Regions from separate parts of the Mus musculus genome. Here region 1 is linked to region 2. Evidence: chromatin loops called from intact Hi-C (ENCODE). Cell type or tissue: heart. All regions are shown on one strand. Links, peaks and the distances in the headings refer to the core of each region. The heading gives the core; the rest is flanking DNA. Region 1 has its middle 8.2 kb from the start of Rabgef1. Region 2 holds the start of Asl (argininosuccinate lyase).

Region 1 (5,378 bases), core at 264-5,263, 140 kb before region 2:
TTTATAAGATGTCCCTGGGATGGCCCCAACATAAGAGAGACATCTGCACTAAAAACAACAACAACAACAACAACAACAAAAAAAACAAAAAACAAAAAAAACAAAAAACCTATTTGGAACAAGACTTCCATTTTGAGTAGTGGTATAGTAAATAAAGTTCCCAAGACCTCGCTGGGAACAGATATCCTACTCAGCAGAAAGAGACACGTACATAGGCAACTGACATCCTGGTTGGCTAGTTAAGACATGAATGTTAGACAAGGCAAGTCCCCTGCCACAGTTGAATACCCCAACCAATGGAAACAGGATACATGTACAACAAAGACATGTTCCTATGGAAATCCCTTATACCTAAATCCTGATTTGTGGCATAGATGTCTGTGGATTTTGGCCTTAAAACCTCTATAGGATCTTAACTCGGGGTCATGATTCAGTTTCTGAATTTGGACCTTGGCCTTGGTCGGGCCAATCAGCCCTGGGGCATATGCTCAATAAACTATCTCTGACTGACGGAGATCATTATTTGTATGGTTTGTGAGGCGACTCCTGGACCCCAACAACGTGGGTACCTGGCGTCAAACTTGGGCCCTCTTCAAGAGAAGCCCACACCCCTAGCTGCTGAGCCATTTCTGGAGCCCTGGGAGTTACCCTGAAGCTTGTAGACTAAGTGGAAAACAGACAGGACTCAGTTTTATGGGTGGACCTCGATTAGGCAGTTGAGGGTGTGAGTAGAATTAAAAAAAAACAAAAACAAAAACAAAAAAAACCCTGACTCTGGAAAGCAGATGGGATGCCTGACAGAGAAAGCTTTCAGAGCATCTTATGTTGCCTGCTGGAGATAAGAAAGGAAGCAAGAGCCTTGGGCGACTGCTCAGGGGCTGAGCACTAACGGTTCCTCTACAGTACCCAGGCTCTATTCCCAAACCCAAATGGTGGCTTTCAACCATCTGTAAACCCAGTCCCAGGTGATCTGACACCCTCCTCTGAAGGTACCAGGTGCACATGTCGTACCTACCCATACATGCAAAACACACATATACATAATTTTTTAAAAAGAGAAAGACAGAAAACCCTGTGAATGAGACACAGTGGTGCACATCTGTGATACCAGCATATATAAGGGCTCATGCAGTGGAGGCAGAAGGATTTTAAGGTGTTTAAGGTGAGCCTGGTCTGTACAAAGTGCAGGCCACCCAGGATGACTGAGCAAGACCCTCAACCCTCTGTGCTGACGAACTACCCACCCCCCCACCCCCGCTGCAAGCTGTTGCAGGCAGGTATTTGGCTGCAGAATTGAGAAAGGGAGCTAATTTGGGAGGTGATCGGGGTCTCAACCAAACCAAGAGGTATCTGTAGCAACACAGTTGAAAGATTTCACAGGTGACACCGTGAACAGATTCAAGCTCTGTGTAGGAGATGCCACAGCAGTCAACAATGGGCTATGTGTAGGAACGAGAGGACCGTCAGGGATGCGCTGACTTTGGTGAACGGTGCTACCCAAGATTGGTTAAAATGATGGAGATGGATGCAGGAGAAATGAGTAAGGTGCGCCCGTTCTTAGGTACCCATGCAAGCAGTGATATTAGCAGGTAATTTGAGTATAGCATTTCACTCACATCTGTGAAAAGAAGCCTGGATGAGATTATAAAACTGGGTCAATAGGCGTATAAATGGGATATGTGGTAGTCAGGGTTCTCTACAGTCACAGAACTTATGGAATGTCTCTCTCTAGATTAAGGGAATTTATTGTGATGACTTACATTCTGGGTCCAACAGTGGTCAGCTGTGAATGGGAAGTCCAAGAATCTAGTAGTTGCTCAGTCCCAGGGGGCTAGTTGTTTCAGCTGGTCTTCTGGAGAAGTAGCTTCCAACAGATGTGCTGGCAAGTAAGTGCAAGCAGGCGAAGAAGAGTGAGTCTTCCTTCTTCCAATGTCCTTATGTAGGCCCCCAGCAGAAGGTGTGGCCCAGATTAAAGGTCTATATCACCGTGCCTGGATCTGGGACTTTCATTGTCTCAGACTGACCTTGAACTCAGAGATCTCCTTGCCTCAGTTTCCTGGGATTAAAGGCCTGTACCACCTTGCCTGGGCCTAAGCTTTTCATAGCCACTATGCCTCAAGATCTCCATGCCAAGATCCAGGTCAGAAACTTGTATCTCTCACCCTCCAGATTTAGGATCACTGGTTTACAATTCTGGATTATAGTTCATTCCAGATATAGTCAAGTTGATAACCAGGAATAACCATTACAGGATAGTTATCAACGGATTGTTTCTCAGTTTCACCTTTCATTGCTTTTTCAGGAGGGGATCAATGGAAAAGAGACCTTTTAATGTTTTAATACGTGATATTCCTCTCTGTCGGTAGGGGGCGCGGGTGAGACATGGAACAGACAGGCATTTGCCTACCTCGATGGGTTGGGTCCAGCACCAATGTGTGTTGATATTAACCAGAACTGTTCTTTGTTGGTTTTACACTGCAGTGCCCCCAAAGCAAGCGCTTGAAGACATCCCTGCTACTCTGTAAGCCAAGAAGAACTGGACCTCAAATTCAGAGAGAGAAAGGAATTCTTCATTTGGCCTCTATCCCAACTCCAGACCAAAGCTTCTTAAAATTTTTTTCCTCCTGATCCCTAGAGGTGGGGCTTGACATTATATATAACTGGATATATGGAATAGTTCACAAGCTAGACATTTACTAAAAATAAATCATAAAAGAATTTGAGGGCTGGAGAGATGGCTCAGTGGTTAAAAGCACTGACAGCTCTTCTAGAGGTCCTGAGTTCAATTCCCAGAAACCACATGATGGCTCACAACCACATGTAATGGGATCTGATGCCCTCTTCTGGTGTGTCTGAAGACAGCTACAGTGTACTCATACACATAAAATAAATAAATAAATCTTTTTTAAAATTCTGAGAATAATTCTTTAGTGTGTGATATACACTAAAGTGTGTATACTTTAGTGTGTGTATGTATATATGTATATATGTATAGATATATGCACAAATGTGTAAATATACATATACACTATATACACACACATATAATTTTATGTAATTTTCCCTTTTTTTTTTTTTTTTTTTTTTTTTTCCGAGACAGGGTTTCTCTGTGTAGCCCTCCCTGGCTGTCCTGGAACTCACTTTGTAGACCAGGCTGGCCTCGAACTCAGAAATCTGTCTGCTTCTGACTCCTGAGAGCTGGGATTAAAGGCAAGTGCCACCACGCCCAGCTAATTTTACTATTTATAAAAGATGAAGGCAACCTTGCATTCTAGTGAGATGCATAAAGAACTAAATCTTAGCCGGGCGGTGGTGGTGCACACCTTTAATCCCAGCACTTGGGAGGCAGAGGCAGGCGGATTTCTGAGTTTGACAGAGAAACCCTGTCAAAAACAAAACAAAACAAAACAAAACAAAACAAAACTAAACTAAACTAAATCTTAGCTGAATATTTGATGCTGCATAGAGCATCTCCTGTGATTTTTCAGAGTTAATATTTTGATTTTACAATACTCTCCAATGCTGAGAATACTGCTTCACATACTGTCTTAGTTAGGGTTGTACTGCTGTGAACAGACAGCATGAAAAAGGCAATTCTTATAAGGACAACATTTAATTGGGGCTGGCTTACAGCCATTATCCTCAAGGCAGGAGCATGGCAGCATCCAGGCAGACACGGTGCAGGAGAAGCTGAGAGTTCTACATCTTCATCTGAAGACTGCTAGCAGAACACAGACTTCTAGGAAGCCAGGGGGAAGGTCTTAAAGCCCATGCCCACAGTGACACACCTACTCCAACAAGGCCACACCCCCTAATAGTACCACTCCCTGAGCCAAGCATATACAAACCATCACACATACGTACACAGTACAGAACGGCAGAATGCACAGGTCTATCTGAGAGAGTGCAGGAAAGCTAATGAGAGGGTCTCCTGAGAGCCCCCACCATGCAGAGCTAACATCAGGTTCTCTTCTGACCACATGCTGTGGTGCACGTGTGCCACCCCAGTGAATAAAGTAGAAGCAAAATAGAACAGCAAGGGTATCAGGGTCTAGCTGGGTGCCAGAGACACATGCCTGCAACGCCAGCTACTTGGGAGGCTAGCTCAGGCTATGTAACAACCGGTTTCAAAAAAGAGTTTAAAAACTGGGGGGAGGCTGCTGCTGCTTGCCCACCGCTCACAAAGACTTATGCTCCATGTCTTGCACTATATAAACCAGGCATGGTGATTCATGTCTGCAGTCCAGGCGGGAAGATTAGGAACTAACGGGCATCCTTGACGACGCCGTGAGTTCAAGTCCTGCCTGGGACACATGAGACCCTGTCTGAAAATAAACCAGTGGTGAGGTATGGTATTTCACAACTGTAATCCTGGCACTCGGAAGAATGAGGCAGGAGGACTGCCATGAGTTCCAGGCCAGTCAAGGAACAGTGTGACCCTGTCTCAACAGGAACAAGCAAAAGATATTATAGTGACACTTCTCATCCCAGCACGTGGGAAGTGGTCAGGGACATCAGGAGTTCAAAGTTTACCCTGGGCCACCATACAGCAAGTTTTCGGCCAGGTTAGGGTATAAGAGACCAGCTTTTAAAAAAAACCAAAAAACCAAAAAACTTGGGAGCTGAAGAGATGACTCAGCGGTTAAGAGCACTGACTGCTCCTCTGGAGGTCCTGAGTTCAATTCCCAGCAACCACACAGTGGCTCACCATCATCTGTAATGGGATCTGATGTCCTTTTCTGGTGTGTCTGAAGACAACTACAGTGTACTCATATAAATTAAATAAGTCTTCAAAAAAAAAAAAACCCTCAAATTCAAAATCAAATTCCAGGCTATAACAATTAGGAGATTTCTCTAAGTCATGCACTGTTGGAGGAGGAATTATAACATGGAGGGCAGAAAACACTAAAAAATTTCCACAGGATCTGATTCCAGTTCCCACTCTAGTTTCCACTGCCAATCAAGAAGTGTTTCTAGAAGGTTCCAAGTATTTCACACAGCAGCTCTGTTTTCCCCTGGTACACAAAGGCCCTGGTTCTGTTTGGTGTCAGGTGGAAAAAGGTTATTTACAATGATATGCCTTGGGTCTTAAACGTCCCCTTTAAATGGCTGTTAGAGGCATGGTCCTTATCTGGGTAAGGTGGTCTGCAGCCATAATCCTGGTTTCTCTGAAGGCAAGAAAAGTGTGCAATCCTAACTTTCTTTTTTTTTTTTTTTTTTTTTTTTTTTTGGCTTTTCGAGACAGGGTTTCTCTGTATAGCCCTGGCTGTCCTGGAGCTCACTTTGTAGACCAGGCTGGTCTCGAACTCAGAAATCAGCCTGCCTCTGCCTCCCGAGTGCTGGGATTAAAGGCGTGAGCCACCACGCCCGGCTCAATT
Region 2 (5,378 bases), core at 183-5,182:
TCCTAAGGTTTCCTAAACTTTCTCTGCTCTTTGGATACAAACCAGAGCTTGAGGTTTCCTAGGCTGACGCTCACAGGGTGAGAGTGAACTAAGACTCCCTCTTGCTCTGAGAGGGCTCTACTCTGAGACATGCCACCAGCTTCTTTTGACAGGCACTCTAATGCCAAGCCAAACTCCAAATCCTCCCTGGGTGATTCTAGACGAGTGTCCAGTGCTGAGCCATGCCCTTCTCATTTCATAGATTCTAAGCGAGTGCTCTATTTCTGAGCCATTCCAGAACTCTTTTTTTTTTTTTTTTGGTTTTTCAAGACAGGGTTTCTCTGTGTAGCCCTGGCTGTCCTGGAACTCACTCTGTAGACCAGGCTGGCCTTGAACTAAGAACTCAGAAATCTGTCTGCCTCTGCCTCCCAAGTGCTGGGATTAAAGGCATGCGCCACCACGCCCAACCATACCAGAACTCTTAAGCACTTACTATAATCTAGGTCTATTTGGCATGATTTTGAAAACTTGTTTCTACACAAGGCATGGAAGTTTGATTAAAGTCCTGCATTGTGTGATACAGACATTCTAGCAACTACTGAGCATGCTCCTCGAATGTTCCCAGTCCCATCTTGGCTATCTCTAGCATCTCTGGTCTGTTGGTGATTAAAAACGTCCATAGTCCATAAGGGGCTGTAGGGATGGCTCCGGGGTTAAGAGGATGTGTTGCTCTTGCAGAGAATCCAGTTTCAGTTTCCAGCTTGCCGAATACAGAGGCTCACTGTCGTCTGTAACTCCAGTTCCATGGATGCCCACGTGCTCCTCTGACTGCCACTGGTATCAGGCACATACATAATGCACATACATACACGCATCCTCCATGATTGGAGGTCTATCATGACACACCTGGTCTCCACAGTGGCCGCTGCCCACTCTTCCAGCCATGTTCTTGTGCTGATTCAAGGTAAGCCCAGACCTCCTGCTTTGAGAATGAACGTGATAGACTGAAGGAAGCCCTGAGTTTTAACCCTCAATTGCCCGTTAGAATCCCTTTCTAGACTCTCTAAAGAATACCAACTGGACTACATCCCAACTTTGGGGGGGAGGTTTGTCCTTTTTTTTTGTACATTTATGTATGTAGTATGCATGCATGTGTATGTATCATGCATATGCATAGAGTGTAGAGGACAATTTGGTGAAGTCATTCTCTCTTTCCACTATGTGGGTCCTGGGATCAAAATCAGATTGTAAGATTTGACAATAAGCACCTTTACCCATTGAGGCACCTCACTGGATCCATCTTTTCTTTAGGTAGGCATTTATTTGGGGGTGGGGGAGGGGAGGTGTGCACCACTTGCCACAGAACATGTGTAGAGGTTGGAGAACAACCCTTTGGGGTCCATTCTTGCCTTTCCCCTTATTGAGGCAGGGCCTCTCTTATATTTGTCACTGCTCCAAGTTCCAGACTAGCTGGCCCCCACATTCCTCTAGTCTTCTCGCCCGTCTTGAGTAGAAATACTGAGACCACAGATGAGTCCCACAGCCGACCTTCTATATGATTTCCAGGGATCGAACTCAGCTGGCCAACCTTTCAAGGCTAGCTCTTGTGCTGAGCCATCTCTCTAAGCCCTGGATTCAAAGTCTTGACATTCCTACCTCAGGCTCCCGACTGCTGCGATCGCAGGTATGTGCTAACAGTTATCACAGGTAACTTAGCATTTAGCAGATATCTTTCCACAGCCTGACTGCCAGCCTTTTTTTTTCTTTCTTTTTTTTTTTTTTTTTTTAATTCCATAACCCAGGCTACCTTGAGCTGGCTTATGCAGCTCAGGATGACCTAGAACTTCTGACCCTCCTCCATCAATCTCCCGAAAGCCAGGACTACTGGCGTATACCACCATGCTTCATTAGTAGTCTGTATTGGCCTGGAACCTGAAGCAAGCCTTTTGCCTCAGCCTCCAGAGTACTGGTATAACCGGCATACAAAACCATACCTGATTTAGCATGATTTACCTCTGCCCCCTACTTTAAGACAAGGTCTCACTCTTTAGTCCCTGTTGCCCACCCCCAAGCCCCCTACCCCTACCCCCCACTCCCCACCCCGGCCGGCCTCTGCCTCCCAAGTGCTGAAACGGTTTTGAAACAGGTTCATCTGCAACCCAGGCCTGGAACCTCCAGCAATCTTCCTGCCTCAGCCTCCCGGGTGCTGCAGGGATGACAAACCTGTCGTCTGTCTTCACCTCAGCAAAGGTTTTGTGTGCTTGAACCTCAGTACAACTAGTGCTGACTCCCTGGAAATCACCTCTTCCTGCTGCTAGTAGCTTAGCCAGAGGTGGTCCCGCCCATAAGCGTGATTGATGAGTCACACCCACCTCTCCCAATTGGCTCTACTCTTCCAGGAGGCGGGGACAAGACAGAGGGGCAGCGGACGCCATCCGGACCAGAAAAAGCCAGGAGAGACCAGAAGGTAACCTGGTCCCTGAGTGTCTTGATCCACTAGGTCCAGGGAACGTGGGACAGAGGGAACAAACAAGAAGGAACGCGAAGTCTGTGGTGCGCTTGCTGAGTGCTGCCCACGTCCTGCAAGCCGAGCAGGTGTCCCAACTCCGTCCCTGCCCCGTAGACCTCCCGAGCCGAGTTGGTCAGTGTGGTCTTGTCTTCCAGATTCGTAAGACAGAAGCTCCAGGAGGAGGAGGAACCGCCCAACATGGCATCAGAGGTGTGTAGGACTGAGGGGACCTTGCAAAGGAGCGGGGAGGAACCAGTCGGGTTTAACCGCGTATGGGGGCCATCTCCTGCCACACAGACCTGCAGTGATCCTGAAATTCCCGACCACACTTCCAAAGACTGGCTTCACGTAGACTCAGGGATGTCCGCGTCGTTATCTGCCCATCCAGCGCCACCTAGTGGCTTATGTAATGATCTCACTATTGGCCACTATGTCGGGCGGTTTTCCCCGTTTTTTTTTGTTTTTGTTGTTGTTGTTTTGTAGTTTTTTTTTTTTTTCTCGTTTGTTTTTTGAGACAGGGTTCCCATGTGTAATCCTGGAACTCGCTCTGTAGACCAGGCTGGCCTCGACCTCAGAGATCCACCTGCTTCTGCCTCCCAGAGCGCTGGGATTAAAGGTATGAGCCACTGAGCCCTGCGTTTTCCCTTTTTAAAGAATTATTTTAAAATGTATATTTGTATGGATGTTTTGCCTGCATGTATAGACGTCTGTGAACCCCGGGGCTGGCTACTCCCTATGTGGGATCTAAAGGAATGGAGTTACAGATGTTTGAGAGCCACCATGTGGGTGAAGACCAAACCTCCATGCTCTTACTGGCTGAGCCCGGCTCTCCAGCCCCTGTTTTTCTTTCTTTGAGACAGTGGCTAACTTTTAGCCCAGGCTAGACTGGAATTCACCTCTACTCAGACTGGCCTTAAGCGTCTGACAAGTCACCTGCATCCACCTGCTGAGTGTTCAGATTCCGGGTGTGACCTACCACATGAAAGCTTTCCACTTTTTTTTTTTTTTTTTTTTTTTTTTAGCATTGTTTGTTCGTACATAAGTATGTCCATGTGAGCTCTCATACATGTGGTGATCAGAGGACAAAATGTGGGAGTGGATTCTCTTTTCAACAGGCTTGGCAGCAAGGGCCTTTACCCAGTTAGCTACCTCATCTTCCTTACATACCGCTTTTCACCCCACATCCTCTTGTCAGGCCCCACCCAATAGGATAACTCTCTCCTCCTATTCGCTTGTTCCCATGTATAGGAAAACTTGAGTCCCTAAATTGTCCTTGAGGTCCATCATATAGAACCGGCCAGGAGGGAGGGACCTCTCTCCGTGGCCCCAGTGACTCCCTAGGGTGTCGCTGTCCTCTCCTCTGGGCCAGGAATCCCTGGCTTGTCTTCCTATTTAGTGAAAGGTGTGCAAGATATAGGTCTCCCGTGGGCTTGGTTGGTTTAGCTGGTAAATGGAATGATGACAGCTATTGGGCTTCACCTGTAAGGAATGGATCTCAGAGTCATAGCTCTGAACTCTTAGGGAATGGAGGCTGTAGGGAAGCAGATGCCTGCATGTGTGGTCCCTTCTGGTCTTCGTTAGCTGGCAACTCACCTCCTTCCTCGTAGCTCATCATTCCGATTAAAGATTTAACTCACTTGAGTTACGACGGCCTGATCTGCTTAGCTGCTGGGTCATGCGGAGGGTCAGGAACAAGGGCTGGACTTTGGAGCCAAACAGATGTGATTTGTACACCAGGGTCCTTGACCTCTTAGTTCCTTTGTGAAGTAGGGGTGTTGGTGTCCACTTCATAAAAGGATGTAATTGCAGTACCATGTAATTGCAGCGGCCCATGCCTCTAAACCCAGCACTTGGGAGACAGAGGCAGGAGGAGCTCCATAAGTTCAAACCCAGCCTGGTCTATAGACTGAGTTCCAGGACAGCCAGGGCTACACAGAGAACCCCTGTCTTGAAAAACAAACAAAGAAAAAAAAAAAAACAAACAAACCCACACTATTAATCCTCCTACATCTGCCTCCCTAATGCTGGTATTACAAGTGAGTACCACTACACCCAGCTAACAGTAACTTTTCCGATGCTTCTCTTGTGCATTTAAACTGAATCTTACTCATTCCACTCGGCCCTTTTCCCCTTCTCCCAGGCTTCCAGCGTGCAGCAATACCCTCTCCATTTGTATTGGTCCAGCCTGAACCTATCTCCACAAGCCAAAACACATGGCTGGGGTTGTAGCTCAGTGGTGAAACACCAGCTTAGAATCTCTCACTAAGGGACTGGGCTATGACTCTGTGGTAGACCACCTGTGTCTCACAAACAAGGCCCTGGGTTAAATTCCAAATATAGGAATGGGTGGGGTCAAGGGGGAGTGTGTGTCTGGAAGCCTGCTGATGGAATTAGAGCTCAGAGTTCTGCACTCCTGGAACACAGTGGTCTGGGCTGCAGATGGCCTCAGCTTGCCTGAAGCCATTCTGTGGGTTGATACTAATTGTTCTGGCTGCTGTCCTGCTTATTAAGGAGTTGTTATTACCAACAAACCAGGCACAGAGGCCGAAAATCTGGAAAGGAAGGCAGTGGCAGGATGCTTCCTGGGCCTTCCCCTGCAGCCTCCTGACTTGTTTCTCCATACTGACTGTCTGGCCCTGACCCACAGGCCCCAGGGGCCCAGGGGGGAAGGGTGTTGAAGGAGATCCTTCGAAGGTCAGGTGTAGATCCTCTCACAGAGCTGGGGGTGATGCTGGAGGCTGCTTCTGCGGTTCAGAGTCCTTCTGGCGGTTGAGCACAGAGGGGGTGGGCTCCTAGCCAGGGGCCAGAGCAAAGCGCCTGCTCCCTTGAGACACTTCAGGGCTCAGGAGGCAGTGTTGGTAAACTGCTTGCTTTGCAAGGGTAAGGACCT

What was found. Peaks named below come from ENCODE experiments on the same cell type or tissue, not always from the same donor. Only the 100,000 strongest peaks of a DNase experiment are listed, where the experiment ranks them.
Region 1: it touches region 2 in a loop (7-fold over the local background); 8 of 42 quality-filtered maps call a loop at or near these places.

What each region holds. Positions count from the first base shown.
Region 1 is chr5:130,160,901-130,166,278 of GRCm38, reverse strand. No RefSeq gene overlaps it. Among named protein-coding and RNA genes, the nearest start is that of Rabgef1, 8.2 kb to the left of the region's middle. In heart, for the core only: a CTCF peak has its summit at 2,364; a DNase peak (open chromatin) is centred at 2,408; H3K27me3 peaks cover 220 bases.
Region 2 is chr5:130,021,362-130,026,739 of GRCm38, reverse strand. Asl (argininosuccinate lyase) reads left to right here and starts at 2,359. Exons shown (of 17, transcript NM_133768.5): 1 at 2,359-2,446; 2 at 2,644-2,698. The coding sequence starts at 2,687. It overlaps Gm40334 (a long non-coding RNA gene), which reads left to right. Exons shown (of 3, transcript XR_868562.1): 2 at 718-943; 3 at 1,546-1,612. In heart, for the core only: a CTCF peak has its summit at 2,890 (motif pointing left); a DNase peak (open chromatin) is centred at 2,349; H3K4me3 peaks cover 1,339 bases; H3K27ac peaks cover 1,497 bases; H3K27me3 peaks cover 298 bases.